2 separate regions of the Homo sapiens genome follow, and region 1 is linked to region 2. The links are chromatin loops, found by intact Hi-C in ENCODE. Cell type or tissue: Calu3. All regions are shown on one strand. Each heading gives the region's core, and the rest is flanking DNA. Links, peaks and the distances in the headings are about the cores only. Region 1 has its middle 27 kb from the start of VPS33B-DT. Region 2 overlaps PRC1 (protein regulator of cytokinesis 1).

Region 1 (5,378 bases), core at 81-5,080, 62 kb before region 2:
AAGGGGTATTCAAATGAAGAAAACACCCACAGCCTGAAATGTACTCAGGAAGCTGCTGCAGCACTTATGGGCATATACCCCAAAGAATGGAAAGAAGGAATTCAAAGAGATACTTGTACACCTATGTTCATGGCAGCCTTACTCACAATAGCCCACAGGATGGAAGCAAACTAAGTGTCCACCAACAGGAGAATGGATAAACCAAATGTGGTACATGCATACAATGGAATATTATTCAACTTGAAAAAAGAAGGAAATCCTGGCACAGGCTACCACATGGATGAGCCTTCAAGACATGATGCTGAGTGAAATAAGCCAGTCACAAAAGGACAAATGCTGTGTGATTTTACTTACATGAAGCACCTAGAGTAGTCGAGTTCATAAGACAGAAAGTAGAAGGTGGTTTCCAGAGGCCTGGAGAGGGGAACGGGGAGTTATCGTTTAATGGGAATGGAGTTTCAGTTGAGGAAGATGAAAAAGTTCCAGAGATGAACAATGGTAATGGTAGCACAACAATGTCAATGTACTTAATACTACTGAACTGTACACTTTAAAATAGTTAAAATGGCAAATTTTTTGTTATATTTATCCTGCCACAATATTTTAAAAAGCGGCAGGCGCGGGTAGAAGCAAGCTATGAAGAAGCTGGGCCAGAGCTGTGGGGACCTGGCAGCTGGGGGGCATGGCATGGGAGCAGGAGGGCACTGAGGACGTCTGTTCTCAGGGGATAACGTGGAACTTCCCAGGAGCGGCCCTGGACAAGTCAAAGCGTACCTCCCACTGAGTCAGGGGAGTGTGGGCCGCTCAGAGGGAGAGGCAGGACAGTACAGCAAGATCCCATTCATGTAAGGGAGATAAAACACTAAACAAGACTCTATGCTCCCATAGGAACACTCATATTTCCTAGAAGATCTGGAAGCATACTCCTGACTGTGGTTTTCATTGAGAAAAGGCTTGGAACTTGCAGTAAAGGAAAAGTTTAGCATTACCTGAATGTTTGATTTTTTAACACCAAGACTATATTTGGGTATTCATATCAAAATAACTTAAGTTTAAATGAGAAAAATTGGCTAGGTGCGGTGGCTCACACCTATAATCCCAGTGCTTTGGGAGGCCAAGGCAGGAGGATTCCTCGGGCAACATAGTGAGACCTCGTCTCTACAAAAATAAAAAATAATCAGCCAGAGCTGTGATCTCACCACTGCACTCCAGCCTGGGTGACAGAGTGAGACCCTGTCTCAAAAAAAAAAAAAAAAAAAAGAGAGAGAGGTAGAAAGAGAAAAGGATGGTGCAATAGTTTCTTAGTCTTAACCAGACTCATTAACAAAAATAGTAGGGTCTATTTTGTTTGACAACATCCACCAAAGGTTCAAGTTCTATTAGTTTTCATATACTTAAAAAAAAATCCCTCAGAAACATCCCCTTGACACATCTTTGGGGAACATGGAATGTGGAGAATTGTTTCTGTTCCTCTCCCACACCCCACCCCACCCCACCCCACCGCACCCCACCCCACCCCATGCCAACATTCTGCATCTCTGTACATCAGGGAGCCACTGGCCTTGTCAGCCTTCACACTAGGCCCACCCTGTCTCTGCTGCGGATCAGCAGCCAGTCTCCGCCTGTTGGAACTGTCTCTTGTTGTGTTTCAGATGTTAAGACGTTGTGAGAAAAGTGTGGAACTAGGAGTCAAGGAAGCTTCAGTCCTGGCTCGGCCACTTACTTATTGTTCAAAGTTGGCTTTTTATTTAAATCTCTGTGTTTCTGTTTTCTTGCTTAGAAATTGTTACAATCTATGGCTATCATAAGGTTGATAGGAGAATACAGATATTTAAGGTAGTCTGCATAGGCCAGGAATAGTGGCTCGCGCCTGTAATCTCAACACTTTGGGGAGCCGAGGTGGGAGGCTCTCTTGAGCCCAGGAGGCCAAGGCTACACTGAGCCGTGTTTGTGCCACTACACTCCAGCCTGGAGCCTGGGTGACAGAGCCAGACCTTATCTCAAAAAAAAAAAAAAGAAAAAAGACATTTTGTCTTTGGGAAATAAACACTGAAGATTAGCTTCAAATGGACAGTGGTATGGATGTGACACTTGCTTCTCCAACTAAGTTATAAGCTTATCCAAGGCATTGTCCACTGTGGCTCCCGTAGTTTTTAGACTTGTCTTCCTTGGTGATCTTGCTTTGATGTGCTATGAAAGGCTGTCCCAGCAGATGGCAGAAGAGAACTGAGTCAGGAAAAACCAGCCTGGGTGTTTGAGTGTGCACTGTGAACTGGGTAAAGCTTCTGCACCTTAATGTCCCTGCTGCAGTAGCGCTCCATATCGACTTAACCATCACTACCGAACTTCCCTAATAAAGGTGGGTCAGCAAAGGCGTGAGGGTTACCACTCAATCAAAACACCATGTCACTGAGACTCACTTAGGAAGAACTTTCATTTCCTGAGCACTTCCGTAGTGCTGGAAACAGGGATGAATACAAAATAGTCCCTGTCCCCCGAGTTCACAGTCCAGCTGAGATCAAACGAGGACAGAACAATTTGCATTTTGCCGGGCCGTCCTATAACGACAATAATTTCCTGGATGTTTTCAGGTTGCCTGCTTTAGCCATATGTTCTACACTGCCCGCTTCTCTCCAGCCCCAGTCTCAAGTCCAACTCATCATCTCTGGCCTGGGCCACAGCAACAACCTCCTAAGGGAGCTGCCTCTGCTCTTATCCACCTCCAGTTTATTCTTACCATATAGACAAGGTAATCTTTTAAAAATGCAAATGCAATTACACTGCATACCACCTACTCAAAAGATCTAATGGCTTTGTATTGACCTCATAATAATAACCCTACCCTTAATCTTACTTACAAGGCTTTTTGTGATCCGATCCCTGTTTTTCTTCTTCTAACTTTTCTGACCCTCTCCTCTTGCAATCAACTCAAGAGACTGACTTTCAGTTTCCCAAATGATTTTTATCCCCTACTGGATTTGCCCAAATTGCTTTTCTCTCTACCTAGAATGCCTTAAAACTTAAACTTACTCCCTCCCACCTACCCATCTTCCTTAACTTGGCTAACTAGTATTTATTCTTCAGCTCTCAGGTTAGATGTCCTTTCTTTTGGGAAACTATCCCTGACAGTACAAGGCTGGGAGGCATAACTCTCCTGGGTACTCCAGAGCACCCTCTGCTTCCATTCCCGTCGCATTTACCGTATTTCTTCATAATGGGTTTGTGTGTCTTCCCCTGTCTACTGTAAGCTCCTGGCACATGAGGACTTCCTCTCGCACAACAGTGTATCCCCATTTCTTGACACACATCTTGGTACAGAGCAGCACTCGATCAAAACTTATCGAGTAAATGAATAAATACATCATAAAACACAATTGATACCATCCAAGAAGTCATAAAATTCTTGGGGTACAAGATCTTAGGAGAGTAGATCATTCTGTGTGTATCAGCCATATCCCTTTTTTTTTTTTTTTTTTTTTTTTTTGAGACAGAGTCTCACTTTGTCACCCAGGCTGGAGTGCAGTGGCACAATCACGGCTCACTGCAACCTTTGCCTCCCAGGCTCAAGTGATCCTCCTGCCTCAGCCTCCCAAATATCTGGGACTACAGATGCATGCCATCATGCCAAGCTAATTTTTGTATTTTTAGTAGAAATGGAGTTTTGCTCTATTGCCCATGCTGGTCTTGAACTCCTGGAATCAAGCAAGCCACCCACCGCCCCCTTGGCCTCCCAAAGTGTTGGGATTACAGGTGTAAGCCACTGTGCCCAGCCCTCCAAAAAAAATTAATTAGCTGGGCTTGGTGTTGCACACCTCTAGTCCCAGCTACTCCAGAGGCTGAGGAAGGAGGATGGCTTGAGTCCAGGCTACAGTGAGCCGAGAATGCACCACTGTACTCCAGCCTGGGTGACAGAGCGAGACCCTGTCTTAAAAAGAAAGAGAAGAAGAAGAAGAAGAAGAAGAAGAAGAAGAAGAAGAAGAAGAAGAAGAAGAAGAAGAAGAAGAAGAAGAAGAAGAAGAAGAAGAAGAAGAAGGAGGGGGAGGGGGAGGGGGAGGGGGAGGGGGAGGGGGAGGGGGGAGGGGGAGGGGGAGGGGGAGGGGGAGAGGGAGAGGGAGAAGGAGAAGAGGGAAAAGAGGAGGAGGAGGAGGAGAAGGAAGAGGAGGAGGAGAAGAAGGAAGATGAGGAGGAGGAGGAGGAAAAAGGAGGGGGAGGAAGAGGAGGAGATGCAACTAAAACAATAAGAGGAGGAGGAGGGTAAGGGGGGGAGAAGTGGGGGGAGAAGGGGAGGGGAGAAGCGGAGGGGGGAAGGAAGAGGAGAAGGAGAAAATGCAACAGGAGGAAATGCAATTAAAACCACATGAGGAAGGAGGAGGAGTAGGGAGGACGGAGGGGAAGGAAATCCAACTAAAACCACAGGAGGAGGAAGAAGGAGGAGGAGGAAGCAAAGAGGAGGAGGAGGAAGGAGGAGGAGGAAATGCAACTAAAACCACAGGAGGAGGGAGGAGGAAGGTGAAGGGGGAGGAGGGAGGAGGAGAAGAATAAGAAATGCAACTAAAACCACAAGATACCTCTTTTTGCCTGCTGAATCGGCAGAGATCAGAAAGATACGGTAATAATGACAGCTGGACAGGGGAGAGTTTAAGTAAACAGACACTCATCCACTGCTGGGGCTGTAAATTGGAACAACTGTTCTGTAGGGCTACAGCCCTAAAAATGTCCCATGTGTTTCCACCAGAAATTTTATTTCTAGAAATGGATCCTGAAGAAATAATCCAATGTGCAAAATGAATGCATCAATATGCATTGCAGTGGCACTCATACATGGAATATGGAAATTGCCTAAAAGTTCACCCATGAATCCAAACAACTTTCCTCTTGCTCACCCATCAGTCACCTAAGTCCTTCAGGCAAGTGTTAAAAAACAAAGCACCTCTCTGATGGCCAGTGATGATGAGCATGTTTTCATGTGTCTGTTGGCTGCATAAATGTCTTCTTTTGAGAAGTGTCTGTTCATATCCTTCGCCCACTTGTTGATGAGGTTGTTTGTTTTTTTCTTGTAAATTTGTTTGAGTTCTTTGTAGATTCTGGATATTAGCCCTTTGTCAGATGAGTAGATTGCAAAAATTTTCTCCCATTTTGTAGGTTGCCTCTTCACTCTGACGGTAGTTTCTTTTGCTGTGCAGAAGCTCTTTCGTTTAATTAGATCCCATTTGTCAATTTTGGCTTTTGTTACCATCGCTTTTGGTGTTTTAGTCATGAAGTCCTTGCCCATGCCTATGTTCTGAATGGTATTGCCTAGGTTTTCTTCTAGGATTTTTATGGTTTTAGGTCTAACATTTAAGTCTTTAATCCATCTTGAATTAATTTTTGTATAAGGT
Region 2 (5,378 bases), core at 340-5,339:
TTATTTTATTTTATTTTATTTTTTGAGATGGAGTCTCACTCTGTCACCCAGGCTGGAGTGCAGTGACGTGATCTCAGGTCACTGCAACCTCCACCTCCCGGATTCAAGCAATTCTCCTGCCTCAGCCTCCCGAGTAGCTGAGATTACAGGTGCCCACCACCACACCCAGCTAATTTTTGTATTTTTAGTAGAGACGGGGTTTCACCATATTGGCCAGGCTGGTCTCAAACTCCTGACCTCGTGATCCGCCGGTCTTGGCACCCAAAGTGCTGGGATTACAGGAGTGATCCACCGCACCCGGCCTAAAAAAAAATTTTATTGTTTAAGTTAGCTGGGTGTGGTGGCTCACATCTGTAGTCCCAGCTACTCCGGAGGCTCAGGTGGGAGGATCACCTGAGCCTAGGAAGTTGGGGCTGCAGTGAGCCATGATCATGTTACTGCACTCCAGCCTAGGTGAAAGAGGGAGACCCTGTCTCAAAAAACCATACAAACCCCAAATCTACTTTTTACCTATTCTGGATATTTCATAAAAACGGAACCGTAGCTCTGGTCTTTTGTGACTTGCTTCTTTGACTTAACATAATGTTTTCAAGGTTTATTGCCAAATAATATTCCATTGTATGCCTATATACTACATTTTATTTACCCATTCATAAGTTGATGGCCATTTGTATTTTTTTTTTCACTTTTTGGCTATTATAAGTAATGCTGCTATAAACAGTTGTGTAGTTTTTGTATAAATGTGTTTTCATTTCTTTTGGGCAAATACCCAGTAATAAAATTGCTGAGTTGTATGAACTCTGTTAAACTGAGGGGCCGGGTGCAGTGGCTCATGTCTGTTATCCCAACACTTTGGGAGGCCGAGGTGGGAGGATTGCTTGGGCCCAGGAGTTCAAGACCAGCCTGAGCAACATGGCAAACCTTAAAAAAAAAAAAAAAAAAAAAAATTAGCCAAGCACGATGGCACGTCTATGGTCCCAGCTACTTGGGAGACTAAGGTAGGAGAATTGCTTGAGCCCAGGGCGTTGAGGCTGCGTTGAGCTATGATCACACCACTGCACTCCAGCCCAGGTGACAGTGAGGCCCTGTCTCAAAAAACAAAAAATCAATTGAGGAACTACCAGACTATTTTCCAAAGAGGCTGTACCGTCTTGCATGCCCACAAGCAGTGTCTGAGGGTTCTAGTTCCTCTAGATTCTCACCAATACTTTTTGCTATATATTTTTTTTTATTATACCATCCTGTTGGCTATGAAGTGGTTTTGATTTGCATTTCCCTAATGACTAATATTGAGCATCTTTTCATGTGCTTATTGGCCATTTTTATATCTTCTTTGGAGAAATGTCTATTCAGATTCTTTGCCCATTGTGCTAGATTTTTTTACTCAGAAAAACGATCACTTTACCTTCTAGATGTGTTACAGAGATAGGCAGCCCTGCTTGTAAACCTTCGTCAGGATCCAGAGTGCATAATACCTCTATTAGGTTAGGTAGGTTAGGAGCATAGGACCCTTTGGGAGGAATTCAGGGCCATTCATTTTATATCTATTGAACAACTACTGTGAGTTAGGGTGTGGTAAAATGAAGATGAATAAGATGTGGTGGTCCTTGCCCTTGAGTTTATGGTCTACTAGGGGGCTTGGGGGGAATGGTGAGTGACAAGTCCACAGCTCTCCAGAGGAGGTGGTGGCATATAGACGGAACTGAATGTACAAAGCGCGGTGGCATCAGAAAATGAGAGTTGCATGTGGTTTATTGAGGGGCATTGTTCAGGAAATGCCCGGGAAGTTCAGCTGGCCAGAGACCTGGGGAGTGTCAAGTGGGAGAGATTAGCAGACAGACTCGGAGAGAGGTTTTAGAAGGCCTTTCTACAGAAGGTGGTTGAACTATTTCCTGAGGGCAGTGGAGCCTTTGAAGGGGAGTAGTTAAGCGGGGATCTGATGGGATTTATTATGAACAACTAGCTGTTATGTGGAGATTGGCTGGGCAGGGGTAGGTCTGTCAGACTGAGGAGACTGGGATACTTAAGTAATGACCTTCAGAGCAGTGCCCCTGGCTGGCCTGTCTGGAAGCCAGGGTTTTGCATCCAGATCGAATATTGGCCACAGATTGGATCTTAAAAGTTATTTTTAATAAAATGGTAATATTAGGATTTTAACTTGTGCATTCTTTTGTCTTCAAAATGAAGTGCAAAAGGAGTGTTTGCCTGGGGAAGCTCTTTAGTTGGACTTTAGTTGAGATTATGTTAAATAAATGCCTTACTTACTGTTAACATTTCTCTTTTTTTCCTTTAAGTTCTGTTGGACTTGAACTGTTAACATTTCTAAAGTGAAGGGAGTACCGTAAATTCTTTTAAACGTTTGTCAGTATTTGGGTATTGGTATGGCCATCTGGTATAGGCAACAGGTATTTGTGTAGAAATGTTTCTTCAACAAGGACGGGCAACCTCTAAACTAGGATTTCGTGGCTGGAGATATTTTGGATGTGAATGTATTAACAGCTTTGGAGAGACACATTGTTAGAGATCCAGGCTGGTGACTTGTAGAACCACCGAAAGCTCTGAGACAGAAAGGGGCTAATGAAAGTCTCTAGTTGCAGTTGGGTGTGGATGGCACACAAAGACCTTAAGTGTTTAGGTGATTTGCTGCAGGCTTCTCGGCCGACTGGAAGCAGAGCACATCTAGATTGTAGTTTCTCTGGTGCCAGGGCAGTCTTAGTTGTCCTGTTATACCTAAGAAAAGGGAGAAAAATTTCTATTCTTTAAATGTTCTGTAAAGCAGACTAATTGTGATAATTTTTAAAGTAAGCTGTTCTTAAAAGATAAGATACAGAAGCCAGTTAAATTTGTATTTTAGATAAATAATTTTTTGTTAAAATAAGCTTTTGGTAATTGAAGAATAACATACATTCAGAAACGTACAGAAATCAAGTGTAAACTCAGTGAATTGTTCACAGTTGATGCACCTGTGTAAGCAGCAACCCAGAAGCCCTCTACCAGTCACTGCCTCCCCTGAGCCAAAAGAACTACTATCCTGACTTCTGAAAGCATTGATTAGTTTGGCCTGGTTTTGTTTTTGCTTTTTTTGTTTTCGTTTTTGAGATAGGGTGTTGCTTTGGAGTGCAGTGATCATAGCTCACTGCAGCCTCATCCTCTCAGGCTCAAGCAATCCTCCCACCTCAGCCTCCTGAGTAGCTGGGACTATAGGCATACGTCACCGTGCCCGGCTAATTTTTTTTTTTTTTTTTTTTTTAAGACGCAGAGTCTCACTATGTTGCCCAGAATGATCTGAAACTCCTGGGCTCAAACAGTTTTCCTGCCTCGGCCTTGCAAGGTGCTAGGAATACAGGCGTGAACTACCGTGCCTGGCCAGTTTTGCCTGTTTTTGAACTCTCTGTCAACGGAATCACATAGTGATACACATTTGCATATCTAGTGGCATTTGCTCAGCCTAAAGTGTTTTTTTTTTCCTTCCTCTTCCCCTTACAACTATTTTTTAGTTGTTTATTTTACTTCATTAAAAAAATGAAAAGATTTGAGGTATAATTCATACACAGTAAAACAGACTCGCTTTACAGGTAGTTTCAATTGTATACTGTTGTATAATCGCCATCAAGATCTAGAACTATTTCATCACCCCAAAAAAGTAAAATAAATAAATAAATAAAATAGAAATATAATAATTTGAGCTTTATCCATATCATGTGTAGTGTGTTCATTTTCTTTTTTGACAGTTTCGCTCTGTCGCCCAAGCTGGAGTACAGTGGTACAATCTTGGCTCACTGCAACCTTGGCTCACTGCAAACCCTGCCTCCCGGGTTCAAGCGATTCTCCTGCCTCAGCCGCCCCAGTAGCTGGGATTACAGGCGCACCACCACACCCAGCTAATTTTTTGTGTTTTTAGTAGAGACAGGGTTTCCCCATGTTGGCCAGGCTGGTCTCCTGACCTCAAGTGATCTGCTCCCCTCGGCCTCCCAGAGTCCTGGAATTACAGGTGTGAGCCACTGCACCCAGCCAGTTTGTTCATTTTCATTGCTGCATTAGTGCATTGTAGGAATGTACTATTCATTCTGTTGATAGACATCTAGGCTGTTTCTGTTTCCCTGCTATTATGAGTAGTGCTTCTCTAACCATTCTCATATATGTCTTTGGTGAACGTATGTGTTCATTTCTGCTAGGTATGTATGTAGAGGTAGAACTGCTGGGTTCAGCTTTAGTAGATAGACTGCCAACAGTTTTTAAAATAGTTGTACCAATTTACACCATGCCAGCAGCATATGAAAGTTCTCACTTTTCTATATACTCACCAACACTTAATGCTGTCTTTTTAACTTTAGCCATTCTTTGAGCTGCTAGTTGTAATTTAAGAAGAATAGGCCAGGCATGGTAGCTCACGCCTGTAATCCCAGCAATTTGGGAGGCCGAGGCAGGTGGATCACTTGAGGTCAGGAGTTCGAGACCAGCGTGGCCAACGTAGTGAAACCCCATCTCAATGGCTTTTTAACTTTAGCCATTCTTTGAGCTGCCGGTTGCAATTTAAGAATACTAGGCCCGGGCGCAGTGGCTCATGCCTGTAATCCCAGCACTTTGGGAGGCCGAGGTGGGTGGATTTTTGTGTTTTTGTAAAAATACAAAAATTAGCTGGGTGTGGTGGCACACACCTGTAATCTGAGCTACTTGGGAGGCTGAAGCAGGAGAATCACTTGAACCTGGGAGGCGGAGGTTGCAGTGAGCTGAGATCTCACCACTGCACTCCAGCCAGGGCAACGGAGCGAGACTCTGTCTCAAAAAAAAAAAAGAAAATAAAAATAAATAAATTAATTAAATAAAATGGCAAGGCACAGTGGCTCACATATGTAATCCTAGCACTTTGGGAGGCCGAGGAGGGCGGATCACTTGAGGCCGGGAATTCAAGACCCACCTGGCTAACATGGCGAAACCCCAACTCTACTAAAAATACAAAAATTAGCTGGGTGTGGTAGCACCTGCCTATAGTCCCACCTACTCGGGAGGCTGAGTCAGGAGAATCATTTGAACGCAAAAGGTAGAGGTTGCAGTGAGCCAAAATTGCACCACTGCACTCCAGCCTGGGCGACAGAGCAAGATGCTGTCTCAAAAAAAAAGAAAAAACAAAAAAAAAACACCAAAAAAATAGTAATAAATTGCCAAACATTTTGCAGGAGTTTCTCACCAGCAAGTTCTTGTGTTAGTTTATTTTACCAACATCTTTTGTCCGGTTTTTCTTTAGTAAAAGTATTTATAATTCTGTATTATACTTCCATAGGTAGATCATTGTTGAAAGTCCAGAAGGTTGAGCTTCCATGATGTAATATGATATGAAATCTTGTATTGCTAGTGGCATTTGGTAGGAAAAGGGATGG

Evidence for each region. Hi-C counts contacts between places; a loop is a spot of excess contacts. Peaks named below come from ENCODE experiments on the same cell type or tissue, not always from the same donor. Only the 100,000 strongest peaks of a DNase experiment are listed, where the experiment ranks them.
Region 1: it touches region 2 in a loop (2.9-fold over the local background); 3 of 110 quality-filtered maps call a loop at or near these places.

The regions. Positions count from the first base shown.
Region 1 is chr15:91,046,851-91,052,228 of GRCh38, reverse strand. No RefSeq gene overlaps it. Among named protein-coding and RNA genes, the nearest start is that of VPS33B-DT, 27 kb to the right of the region's middle. In Calu3, for the core only: a CTCF peak has its summit at 2,210 (motif pointing right); a DNase peak (open chromatin) is centred at 2,228.
Region 2 is chr15:90,984,982-90,990,359 of GRCh38, reverse strand. The region is part of intron 1 of PRC1 (protein regulator of cytokinesis 1); the gene reads left to right. PRC1-AS1 (PRC1 antisense RNA 1) reads right to left here. Exons shown (of 4, transcript NR_051984.1): 4 at 1,736-2,730. Among named protein-coding and RNA genes, the nearest start is that of PRC1, 6.9 kb to the left of the region's middle. In Calu3, for the core only: no CTCF peak of the experiment used is centred there; a DNase peak (open chromatin) is centred at 3,339.